Regions from separate parts of the Homo sapiens genome. Here region 1 is linked to region 2. A link is a contact called in ENCODE POLR2A ChIA-PET data. All regions are on one chromosome and are shown on one strand. The core of a region is the stretch at or near the end of the contact, and the rest is flanking DNA. Distances in the headings are between cores, read along the strand shown.

The links. ChIA-PET counts read pairs that join two places held with the same protein, here RNA polymerase II (POLR2A).
Region 1: POLR2A ChIA-PET joins it to region 2 with 16 read pairs in PC-3. The contact joins the promoter of MICALL2-DT here to the enhancer-like site in region 2. POLR2A ChIA-PET finds 5 or more read pairs at or near these places in 2 of 52 experiments (K562 and PC-3).

What each region holds. Positions count from the first base shown.
Region 1 is chr7:1,455,869-1,461,456 of GRCh38, forward strand. MICALL2-DT (MICALL2 divergent transcript) reads left to right here and starts at 4,051. Exons shown (of 2, transcript XR_001745046.2): 1 at 4,051-4,399. MICALL2 (MICAL like 2) reads right to left here and starts at 3,602. Exons shown (of 17, transcript NM_182924.4): 1 at 3,316-3,602. The coding sequence starts at 3,458. RefSeq lists enhancers at 1,556-2,278, 2,279-3,001, 4,425-4,976, 4,977-5,528, 5,065-5,359 and a silencer at 3,375-4,094.
Region 2 is chr7:338,903-345,178 of GRCh38, forward strand. LOC124901809 (a long non-coding RNA gene) reads right to left here. Exons shown (of 2, transcript XR_007060633.1): 2 at 5,959-6,237. Among named protein-coding and RNA genes, the nearest start is that of FOXL3-OT1, 51 kb to the left of the region's middle. RefSeq lists an enhancer at 4,691-5,320. Within about 2 kb of position 3,854, at least 15 of the 41 ENCODE cell types and tissues checked have a DNase peak (open chromatin) inside an H3K27ac peak, as active enhancers do.

The DNA of each region.
Region 1 (5,588 bases), core at 2,801-5,300, 1.1 Mb after region 2:
AAGGAGAGGGGAATGAGGTGGCAAGGGCGGGGCCTCACACAGAGTCTGACCTCAGAGCTGCCCTGAGAGGACAACCGGTCTGTGCCTGTCCCTCACACGCGTTTCCTCCCTTCCTGAAGACTACTGGGGACAGGAGGGACAGCCAAGGGCTGCATGAGGAGACCTCCACCCCAGCCACCACCTCATCCAGAGGTACGGCAGGGAGCAGAGGCTGAGGGCACGGGATGGGGGTGATGAAGGCACAGAGGCAGGCACGTCCAAAGAGCCAGGGGCCAGGCGCGGCGGCTCACATCTGTAATCCCAGCGCTTCGGGAGGCTGAGGCAGGAGGATTACTTGAGGCCAGGAGTTCAAGACCAGCCTGGGCAATATAGCCAGAACCCATCTCAATTTAAAAAAGAAACAATATGCTGAGTGAAAGTAGCCAGACACAGGCCAGACGCAGTGGCTCGCGCCCATAACCCCAGAACTTTGGGAGGCTGAAGAGGGCAGATGGATCACTTGAGGTCAGGAGTTACACACCAGCCTGGCCAACATGGCAAAACCCCGTCTCTAGAAAAAATATGAAAATCGGCTGGGTGTGGGGGTGCACCCCTTTAACCCCAGCTACTTGGGAGGCTGAGGCAGGAGGATCACTTGAACCTGGGAGGCGGAGGTTGCAGTGAGCTGAGATCGCACCACTGCACTCCAGCCTGGGCGACAGAGCTAGACTCTGTCTCAAATAAATAAATAAATAAATAAATAGATAAAATTAAATTAAAAATAAGAAAATTAGCCAGGCATGGTCCCAGCTACTCGGGAGGTTGAGGTGGGAGGATTGCTTGAGTCCAGGTGTTCAAGAATGCAGTGAGCTAAGACGGTGCCACTGCACTCCAGCCTGGGCGACAGAGCGAGACTCCAACTCTGGAATAAAAGCAAAGGGCCCAGGCACCCATACAAGCGCATGTCCCCACACCCTGGTGCACACCCGACCCCCATGACACTCCGGGTTTTCCATCAGCCAGGGTCTACAGAGGCCCCCACGCCCCAACACCCATGGAAGCCTGTACTAGCTTCTTCCTACTGCCGTAACAAATTGCCACAAACTCTGGGGCTTAAAACACCAGGAATTTGTTTTCTCACGGCTCTGGAGGCCGGACTCCGACATCAAGGTGTGGGCTGGGCCTTGCTGCCTAAGGAGGTTCTCGGGGAGGGTCCTTCCTGCCTCTTCCAGCCCAGGACACCCTTGGCTTGTGGCTGCACCTCTCTGATCTCTGCCTCCAAGGGCACATGGCCTTCTCCTCTGTCCTTCTGCACGTGGGCACCTACTAAGCTCCTACCATATCTACTGAACCCCAACTGAAAGGCCCTTATCTGCAGAACTCCAACCATGTGCTGGTATCTACCGAGCCCAGTTCCAGGCACCAGGGGTGCAGCAGTGAACAAAACAGAGCCCCCACCCTCTGGAGCTGACAGTCCAGTGGGGACAGAACCAAGTCAGCCACAGCTTGGGTAACTCCACACCCACCGGAGCTGGGGGCAGAGGGCCTCCTCTCTCTCCCGCCTCCTTCCTGTTCTGGCCTCTGCACTCTCTGGAGCCACCCTGGGCTTTTATTCATTTACCTGTTCCCTGTCTGTCTCTGTGACCGGAACATTGCTCCCTGCATCTGGAGGCTGAGGGGAACTGGCACAGGACTCAGTGCTGGGTACACAGCAGGTACTCAATAACTGTCAGTGCACTGAGGAGATACACAGCGACCACCGTGCCAGTGCATGCACATGCACCTGTGCTCACCCTGGGCACTGCCCACAGGCACGTCTGAGCCGGCAGGGAGTACAGAGAAGCTCCCCAGGACCAGAGGGCCCCAAATCTCCGGCGACACCAGTGATCCATGAAGCTGGTGGCCAGCAGCCGGTGGCAACGCCTCTCCCCACCCCAGAGGCTTTTCGGGCTGGCCCCAGCTTGGATGCCTGGGCTCAGCCACCAGCCAGCCTCATCCAGGACCCTGCAGCCCCGGGGGTGGGGTCTCGCCTGCCTTCCTCCCCATTCCGGGTCCTTCTCCCAGTCTCCAGGTCCCTGGCCCTCTCCTTCAAAGCTCAGCGTCAGGCTTTCCATGTGGAAGCACGCACCTTGTGCCCAGCATCTTCTGCCTGCAAGGGCAACAGAGGCACGTTCCTGGCGAGGGAGAGCGGCTGCTGCCCAAACGCCAAATGGAAGCCCCTGGTGGCTCCACGAATGCATGTCACAACCTCAGAGCAGGGGCCGAGGCTGTTGCTCAAGACCCCAGCTTCCTGCAGAGAGTGGGACTGGCAGGACAGTGTCCAGGGGCACAGGGGAGGAGCCCCGGATCTGCGCAACGGGCTGGGGCTGTGTGACCTGAGCAAGGACCCCTCCTCTTAGCCTCGGTTCTCTGGTCTGCACAGCTGCGGCCTGACAGAGGCCCCAGGTGCTGCCTGTGGCTCCTCCCAACCCCGAGACCTTCCCACCAAAAACACACTCAGGAGAACGCTTTGCCCAGAAGGTGCCTGGGCTGCAGGTGGCCGTTGAGGGCCCCCCTTCCTGAGCGTCTGGCCCCCAGCCCCGACACACAGATCTCTGTCCCAGCAAGCCTGGTCCCAGTCATTTAGCCAAAGAGCGTTTGCTGAGTGAATAAACAATGGAGCAGGTCCAGGCTCGGGCCAAGATTCAGCAACGGGCAGGGCCAGCTGCCCAGCTACACACGCCAAGACCCTCCTGGGGAGAGACAGCCTAGTCCTCAACCCCTGCCACCTCCTGCTGCTCCCAGAGATGGGGGCTGTTCTCCATCTCGGGCCCTATCACCCGGGGCCTCAGAGGCCCGGCTGGCAGCAGCACCTGGGGTCTGGGGGCTTCCTGCCCTGCACTGGCCGCTCCCCCACAGTGGCCCTGGCCACATCCCCCCAGGGGCCTGAACAGGCTGGGGGAGGGTCAGTGCCCATACGAGGGCTATCCAGGGACCCCATCTGGTGGCCAGGCCCCTGGGCAGTGAGAGCCTCGGAGGGCCCAAAGAGGCAGCTCTGCTGGCCTTTCCCAGGGACACAGAGGGGGACTGGACTGAAGCCAGGGCCCAGGAGCCGCCCTGAGTCACGTCTGACTCAGCCGGCGGGCGGGGGATGCCATGGCTCTGGCCCAGCTGCATTCGGTGTCCGGGCACACTGAGGCCACTGAGGACAGCCTCGGGGGGCTGCACGGTGGGCTGTGCCTGCCCAGTCCCACGCCTCGGCTCCCCATCCCCCAGCCGCCCGGGCCTCAGTTTCCCCGCCCGTGTCAGCGCGCAGCCGAACAGCAGAAGAATCAAAGGGCGCCAGGCAGGACTTACATGAGGTCGGGCCGGTGGCGGTGCAGGATGGCGCAGAAAGCCAGGCCGTCGCGGAACGACGTGGTCATGTTGCAGATATTCACGTCGCGGTAGCCCTCGCACTGCTGCCGGCACCACTGTTGCAGCGCCCTGATGGCCGCCATGTGGGCGGCGCGCCCGCCGCGCGGCGGAACCGCCCTCCGACACCTTCCCGCGGCTGTGCCGCGACCGCCCGGCCGGCGGGACAGACGCTGGGACCGCTACGGAACCGCCAGACCCACGGCGCCCAGCCCCAGCTGAGCCGGACTGAGGGCGACGAGTGCCGGGTCCCTAAGAGAAGCCGAGCCCGGCCCCGCCCCCGCCGGCCCCGCCTCCTTGTAGGCCCCGCCCCCAGCCGCCAAGTCCTGCCTCCGGATAGGCCCCGTCCTCACACCTCCCAGCCCCGGCATAGGCTCCCGCCCAGGCAGGCCCCACCTCCCGACAGGCCCCGCCCCCAGCCGCCGGGTCCTGCCTCCTGATAGGCCCCGTTCCCACGCCTCCTGGCCCCGGCACAGGCTCCCGCTCCAGGCAGGCCCCGACTCCGGACAGGCCCCGCCCCCAGCCTCCAGGTTTTGCCTCCCGAGAGGCCCCGCCCCACGCCGCCCGGCCCCAGTACGGGCTCGCGCCCTAGGCACGTCCCGCCTCCTGGTAAGTCCCGCCCCCACGCTGTCAGGTCCCGCCCGACAGGCCCCGCCCCACGCCGCCTGGCCCCTCCCCAGGCCCCGCCCCGCCGCTGAGGGCCGAGACCCCCAACCGGTGAAGGGGCGCGGTCTGCTTGGGGGTCCTGCCATTCTGGACCCCTGCGGAGACCTGGAATTTTCTTTTTCGCCGCCCCACCTCCCACCACCATCTCACCCCACCGCCATGGAGAAGAGGCAGGAAAGGCCGTTGACAAACGGGGACACTGAGGCTCGAACACCCTGCCCTGTCTAGGGCCTCAGCCCTCGGCAGCCCGGCCTCCCGGGGAGCAGGAGGCGCCTTGTGTTTCAGGGTTTCAAAGGACGTCCGCATCTGGTTTCTCTTTCCAGGCCGCTACATGCCAGCGGGGGTTCCAGGCAAGGCAGAGGTGAGGCCTGGGCATTGCCAGAGGAGAAACTGAGGCCAGGAAGGGGGCCGTGGAGCCGGAGTTGCACAGCTGGCCTGTGCTTTTCTTCTGGGGGCCTGTGGGCAGGATCTGTTCCTGGGGCAGGAGATTCCTCAGGCTGACTTGCAGGGTAGTTCCAATTTTCCACTTTGAGCTGTGACAGAAGAAATAAGGAAAGTCCCTCTGCTGGGGCCCTAAATTATCCCAGACTGGCCCCTGGCCCCGTTATCCTTGGGGAACCTTGTCTGTGGCCACGGGGGCTGGACGAGGGCGGAATCACTGACACCAGCCATGTGAGGGGGGCCTACCCTCCTGGCTGTGGGGCCAGGGCTTGTCTGGGCAGGGCCTGCAGGAAGGAAGGTGTTTTCCCGCAGTAGCCCCTGGCAGGGAGTCAGGGCAGCTTCTCTGTGCCCCTTGGGAGGAGGAGAAACTGAGGTCTTCCAACCCCAGCCAATGGTGCTGTTCCAGATCTTTTCTGAGGCTGGTCCCTGGTGAGACACCGTAGTGTTCATGGCCAGCTGCCTAAGTGTCAGTGAGGCCTGTGTGTAGGTGGTGAGCTCCCCGTCACCAGGGGCATGCAAGCAGCTGCTAGGCAGGGAGCCCTTGTGGCCTGGGAATGTGGCTGGCCCTAACCGCTGCTCCGCCACAGTCCCTGACCTGCGGATGTCAGGGGATATCGTGCCAGCACAGCCGGAGCCGGTCCTGGCACCGGGTTTTCTTGACTCCCAGGGCAACGGTTAGGAGAACCGGAAGAGCTGGAAAAGAAGGGAGAGATCAAGAAGCAGAAGCAGCGGGGCAGTGGGCGGGGGGAATTAGTGGGGGATGGGGGACACAGGGGTGGACAGGCGTTAGGGCCCAGCTCCCTTAAAAGGAGTGGTGTGGGAGGTGGCCTGGGTTTCACTTTTATCGTGAACTTTTACCACTGCACACTTAAAAAGCCATCTCACTGGTCACCCCGTGGCCCATCCTGCGCGGCCCCCCTCTGGCACCAGTGAGCTGGGAGGCAGCATTTGTGACGTTTGCCCACCAGCACCTCACACACCATGTCCCTCCAGGGTCCCCGAAGCCAGGAGCCAGGACACCCCCAAACAAATGGTCCTTTCTCCCCACTGCCCACGGCTGCCACCCTCCCATCCAGACGACCTGTCCCCCCGCCTCTGCCCACAGGGCT
Region 2 (6,276 bases), core at 2,604-5,103:
TCACTCTCCTCCATACCTTCCCAGGTCTAGGGCAGGCAGGACTCCGTGCAGGACCCCCAAGAGCCCCGCTCTGTGCGACGAGGATGGCAGCGTCCAGGGCACGTCCTGGCTGCCGGTGTCCTAAGGGCAGGATGGGCAGCTCTGCTGGAGGCCTCCAGGTGCTGCTGGTGGGAGCCATGCACCCAGCAGCTCTAGCACGGCAGGTTGCTGTGCATGGCCCAGACAAGCCCCTCCTGTGCTCTCAGCCTTAGTTACCTCCACTGCAGGAGAGGGCTCCAGGCTCGTTGGGAGGGTTTAAAAGTGAGATGCACCCTGGGGGACACAGGAAACACTCAGCAACCATCATCCTTGCCGCTACTGTGGGCCCTGGACACACCCTGGACTGAAGTCCTGTTCCCTCTGTGACCTCCCAAAGCCCAAGCTTCAGTTTCTCTCTTAGTCAGTCCATCTTCCAGAGAAACTTAGCTTTCAGCAGAATCTCCTTTCTTTCTTAATTTTTTTTCTTTTTTTGCGACAGGGTCTTGCTCAGTCACCCAGGCTAGAGTGCAGTGGCGTGATCATAGTTCACTGCGGACTTGACCTCGTGGGCTCAAGGGATCCTCCGCCCTCAGCCTCCCAAGTAGGTGGGACTACAAGTGCACGCTGCCACACCCAGCTAATTTTTAAATGTTTTGTAGAGACCAGGTCTTGCTATGTTGCACAGGCTGGTCTTAAACTCCCAGCTTCAAGCCTTAGCCTCCAGATCCTTCTGCCCAGCCAGAACATTCCCAGATGGAACCAGGTGCCTTTTCCCCATTATACTCCACTCCCCTCTCACTGGTGCACCCCCAGTGCATCCCAGCACCTTGCCCAGCACACACTCAGTGCCCAGAAATCATTCACTGGGGGCTTGGATGGCCAAAGCCCATACCAGCCCCTCCTCCCCAGAGGCGGCCCTCCATCCCCAGGCTGCTCCAAGCTCCGTAGGAAACAGACCACATGCCTCCCTCACAGCACTGGGAAATTCCTGGAGGCGGCCACCATTTGGGGCCTGCCATCTTCCCACAGGGGCCTCGGAGGAAGCCCCAAGACCCAGCCTCTGGCTACCTTGTGACATCCTCTCCTAAAGGACTGGCCTAAGCAGGAGAGCAATTGGATCCCAGCACGGGTCTCACTTTGGATTTGCCAAAATCAGGACTTAAGGCAACGGTTCGGTGGAGGATGTGCTTTGGGAGGTGGTCTCAGAAGCACAGGGAAGGTGTGGGTTGAAGACCCACAGAGGAGCAGGTTCTGCTGCAGGCAGCTGGGGCTCCACCGTGCTGGCAACCCCTGAGGAGCTGTTGTGAAACACACCTCGACGCCACCCTATGGAGGGACAGGAATCCCGGGGCATCTCCAGGACTGGCATCTGTCACTGGCCTGAGGTTGCCCCTGGAAACAATAACACCTGGCACTTTGGGGCTGTCCTGAGTGAGGCTGAAAACGTTTCCAGCCCCCTATGCGAAGCTGCAGTGGCATACAGGGACCTGAGAGAGGCGTCAGTCAGGGTGCACGGGAGCCGTCCGATGCACCTGCAAGTGGACTGAAAGGGGACCCAAGGGGCCGTGGGTCAGTAGGCTTAGTGTCTATTAAAGCAACAAATCCCTCTGAGGGAGGAACGGCACCATCTGTGTGGCACCCCTCTACGCGGCACACGGGAGGGTGCAGTGAGTGTGCCATGCACAGGAATATGATAGCGACCTTGCCCGAGGGTTACTGAGGAACAGGGAAAAGGCTGTGTGAGGCTCCTGGGCATCTCATCGGAATACATTACCGTGCACAGCAGGGCTTAACGCAACAGAAGGGCGTCTGAACTGAGGAGGCCGGCAGGGTGGGTCCCCCTGAGGGCCACGAGGGAGCGTCGGCTCCAGGCCCCTCCCGCCTCCGGTGCTGGCCGCGGTCCTTGCCACTCCTTGTCTTCTGGCCATGCCACTCGGATCTCTGTCTCCATGTCTCTGTGGCCCGCTTCTCTCTGTTCTCCTCTTCTGATAAGGACACTTGTCATTTGATTTACGGCCCACTGGACATCCAAGAGGATTCCAGCTTGAGGTCCTCAGCTAATTACATCTGCGAAGACCCTGTTTCCAAAGGTCACATTCGAGGGTTTGGGTGGGCACGAATTTTGAGGGGATACCGTCCGATCCGGTGCAGGGACTTTCCAGCCGCAGGCTCTAGGGAAGGCTCTGTGCTAAAATGCATCCCCGGTTCACACTGCAGGGCAGGAGTGTGCGGGCGGAAGGAGCCATGCTGTTGAGGGGCCTGGGTAACTGTATAACCTGAGGGTCTCCATGTTTTCCGGCCTGCGTGGGTGCCTCTTCCACGTGAGCTCTCCCACCCCCCCACTCCAGAGGGGCGTCCCCTCAAATTGTCATCTCTCACCACCCTGGACTCTTCAGGGCAAACCGAGCACTGCTTAATGGAAACATTGTTTCTTCAGAGGTGACAATTCCCCCACACCAGCGTCGTCTCCAGCCTGGGTAGTCGAAGTGGGGTTCCTGGGCCTGCAGCTCCAGCATCACAGGGCTCCGCCCCGACCTCCTAAATCACAAGACCCTCAGGCGATTCCTGCATTTGACAATGTGTGAGAAGCACCGGCCTGTGTGGCCAAATCAACGGACAAATTCTCCCCCGGCATCCACGCTTGTCCCCCGGCATCCACGCCTGACCCTAGTGGTCTTCATCTGGTCCAGAGCTGCCCGAGGAGACAGGACAGAATGCAGCAGTAAGGACGACATTTCCTTCTGCTCACGGGTCCACACCAGGCATGTTTCTGACAGCAAGGGTCCCCAGCAGCCCTCAACACTCCAGAGATACTGGGATCCGGTGTGTAGGTTCCCACTACCCCTGCTCACTTCAATGACTCCAAACTTTTTCTGACCATCAAGCATGTTTTTCTAGAAACCCTGTCTTGCCGGGGCAGGTGTTATCAGCCACGTCCTGGTCTGTCCTGCAAAAGGAGGAAATGGCCACGCGCCACCTCCTAGTTCACCTGCACCTGTGTGGGCAGGTCCCGTGCACCCTGACTGCTGCCACACCTGCTGGGGCGTGAGGACTTTCTCGGGCCCCTCGATGTGGCTGTGTGTCCAGCTCCCAGGCACTCAGCGCCCTGTCCCTTGTCCCCTGTCTCCCGCCCCCTTGTTTACCAGTGGGGAAGACAGGCCTGGCCGGTGGGGGTGTGAGTCTGTCCCTGGCCCCAGCTGTGGAGCAGCTGAGCTCATTGGAAACCAGGCTGCGGGCCTGAATGCAGCCCTTGTCTCCTGGCCCCTGTTAATAGCCTCTATAACTGCCCAGCATTTCTATTGACTCAAGATAAGTTCCGGGGGCCGGAGAACAGCTCACTGTTTGGCACATGTCTGCTGGCCAGGCCTGGCCAGACCGGGATGGCAGGGTTTGGTGAGTCCTGCAGGCCAGGCCCCAGCGGTTGGTGCTGGCAGCTCAGCAAACAGCCTGCCCGGGCCACATGTTGCCCTCCTTATCCCTCGGGCCCCGGCCAGTAACCTTGCGGCGATTACACTATCAGCCTCCCTTGGCAGTGCCAGCGTGTGACACACGTCACATGTTCTCGAAACTCTGTCCAGAAACAGGTGTTCGAGGTGACATCATATCTGACCAGAGATCACTAAGTCTTCCGACTTCTATCAATATTTGCATTTCCAGCTCCACGGAGAATCTAATCAGACTTCTGATGACACCTGCCGTGTTTCTGACCCACTGTGCTCCTGGCTGTGGGTATCGAGCCCCCGTCTCCACTCATTTTGGATTTTTACCCTCCTGAGGGCCTAGTGAGCTGACAGGAAGGGCCTCTGGGGTGGCCAGATGAGGGGAGCAGAGCCAGGGGGTCAGGAAGGAGGCCCTGGAGCAGGAAGAGGTGGGGTCCAGGCTGCAGGCCTCAGCCTGGGTAGGAAGAGCCCTTGCTGGGCCCTTGGCCTTTGGTGGCTCTGTCCACACCTCTCCAGGACAGAAGCTCAACATGCAGGCCCCAAGCGCAGCGGAAGACCCAGACTCCAATGGCCAAATCAGGCCCAGTCCACAAGTGCATCCCAGAGGCCGGAGCAGGGCAGCCCTTGGCCACCAGACAAGAGCCAACACTCTGAACCACCACGGATGGGTCCCTGCTCTAGCGGAGGAAACCGCACCCTTTTTAAAAGAAAGAAGCAGAAATAAGAAAACAGAGCCCCGTGGCACCTGCAGGCGGTGGCGTCTCTCAGGCCTCTGGAGCTCAGGCTCTGGGGAGGGGTGAAGCCCCTCGTGGGCAGTGAGTCCCCTCTCAACCAGCCCCAGAGGGCCCCAGAACCCCAGAGAAACTCCCAGCAGCATCTGGGGTTGTATCGAGAAGCCACGAATTGGAGATAACGCCCACCTAATGTCAGAACAAATACGAGGCTGAAACCAGAGAGGCCTGGGAGAGATAAGACAGGCGCTCGCCCGGGCCGTGACCCCCGGCCACCCGCACCCCCATCCCAGCCCAGGAGAAACAAAGCCTCCAGAGCCTCCCGCGTTAATCATTTCTGGGCAGTCCGGGGCAGGGAGGCCCCGTTTCTTGGCTCCCTGGAGGCCCCGCCTGCCAGACCAGGCCAGACCTCGAGGTTTCTGGGGGTTCCCGTGCCTGGAACCCAGCACCGTGAGACCAGAGGACCCAGCAGTGAAGGAGGCAAACCCTGTCCCCGAGCTGCACACGCTGGAGCTGCACACGCTGGAGCTGCACACGCTGAGGGTCAAACGTGACATGCAGGCTATTCAGAGAACCACACAACCACACTAGTTAGCGGACAAAGGGCGGCGTGCCCTGAAGCCCGGGGCCGTACAGCACTGTGGGGTTCCTCACAGGCAAGGGGGATGCGGTAACAGCTTGAAGACGCACATTCCGACTTCAGGAAGCGCCATGAGGCCGGGAAGGGCTCCGTGCCTGTCCCTGGCTGAGGCTTCACTGGGCATATGAGGAGCATGAGAGGGACAAGCTCCTCCAAACCCAGGCCCATGTTGAAGTCAGTGTCCCCCAGCTCCCCTGCTGAAAGAACTGGGTGTGACTGGGCAGGGGAGGGAAGGGGAGGGGAGGGCCTCTCAGGATTCCGAGGAGTCTGTGCTCATGGGGATGCCCAGGCCGCCCCCCAGCCACTGGCAGAGAGGAGCCGTGGTGCCCAAGCCAGGCGGTGGGTCAGAGGCCGAGCGGAGCCTGGCTGGCTGGCTGTCCATGGGCGGCCTCGGTCCGGTTCTTGTCCATTCTTGTCCAGGGCAGTGAAGCTCAGCCCTGCAGAAGCCGAGTGGCTGGGGGGAGCCTGCTTGCACCCACCCGCGGGCAGAAAAGACGCCCTGGCTGGGTGGGGCGGGGAGTCTAACCCCTGCCCTGGCAGGTCAGGTCTGCGGCAACTTCTCCGACATGGGGGGCAGGTGGTCTTCTGGGCCAGGCTGGGAGTTGGCAACTGGGAGAGGGAGCAGGAGGAGAGGGAGGCTGAGGGCCCTGGGGGCCACTAACAGGGGAGATGGGGAGGGCCAGAGTCGCCCCCACAGCGGCCACAGGACAGGACAGCGGCGGGACAGTGGCTGAACCCAGTCCCAGGTGCCAGGTGCTCCTCACCTGTGGTGGAGGACTCCACGCACACGCCAGTGGGATCTTCCTTCGAACGGACACATTCCAGGGGAGTGTAGATTATTGGGCTCACACAGAGGAAGTCGGGAAGCACAGATCAGGACCTGGGAACCCCGTTCAAGACCAAGCAAAGACCTGGGCCACAGAGCAGCAAGAGCTGGAGTGTGGGCTCAGCCGTGTGACCCCAGGTCCTCCCTGTTTCCATGAAGGAGAGGCACGTTCCAGGCAGGGCAGGAGAGCTCAGCTGGCCCCAGGCAGGGAGCGTGTATGCAGGTGCGTGCTCGTGTGTGCACGTGTGTCTGAGCGCGTATGTGTGCGTGTGCAGAGTGAGAGCGTGCTGACCCTGGTAACAATTTGAATTCCAAAAGCTTTATTATAACCTTGCCTTTGTTCGTGGATGTTCAGTGAAAAGGTATTTTCCAGAGCAAACACTATCGATCCGGTGTCATGAATCCTGGACCAATGGTCTAACCTTGAAGTCCGTTTCCAATCAATTTTTCATTTGCCTGAAATTATGTTCACAGAGCTCATTTTTCTTCCATTTCCGTTTTACAACAAAATTATGATTTACTCTGAGTTCTTTGTATCCGTGTTCATGATCACGGCTTCTCACACGGGGGTCCTTTGGGAACCTGTGGACAGGGTGAGATCAGTCGCTGGGGCAGATGCAG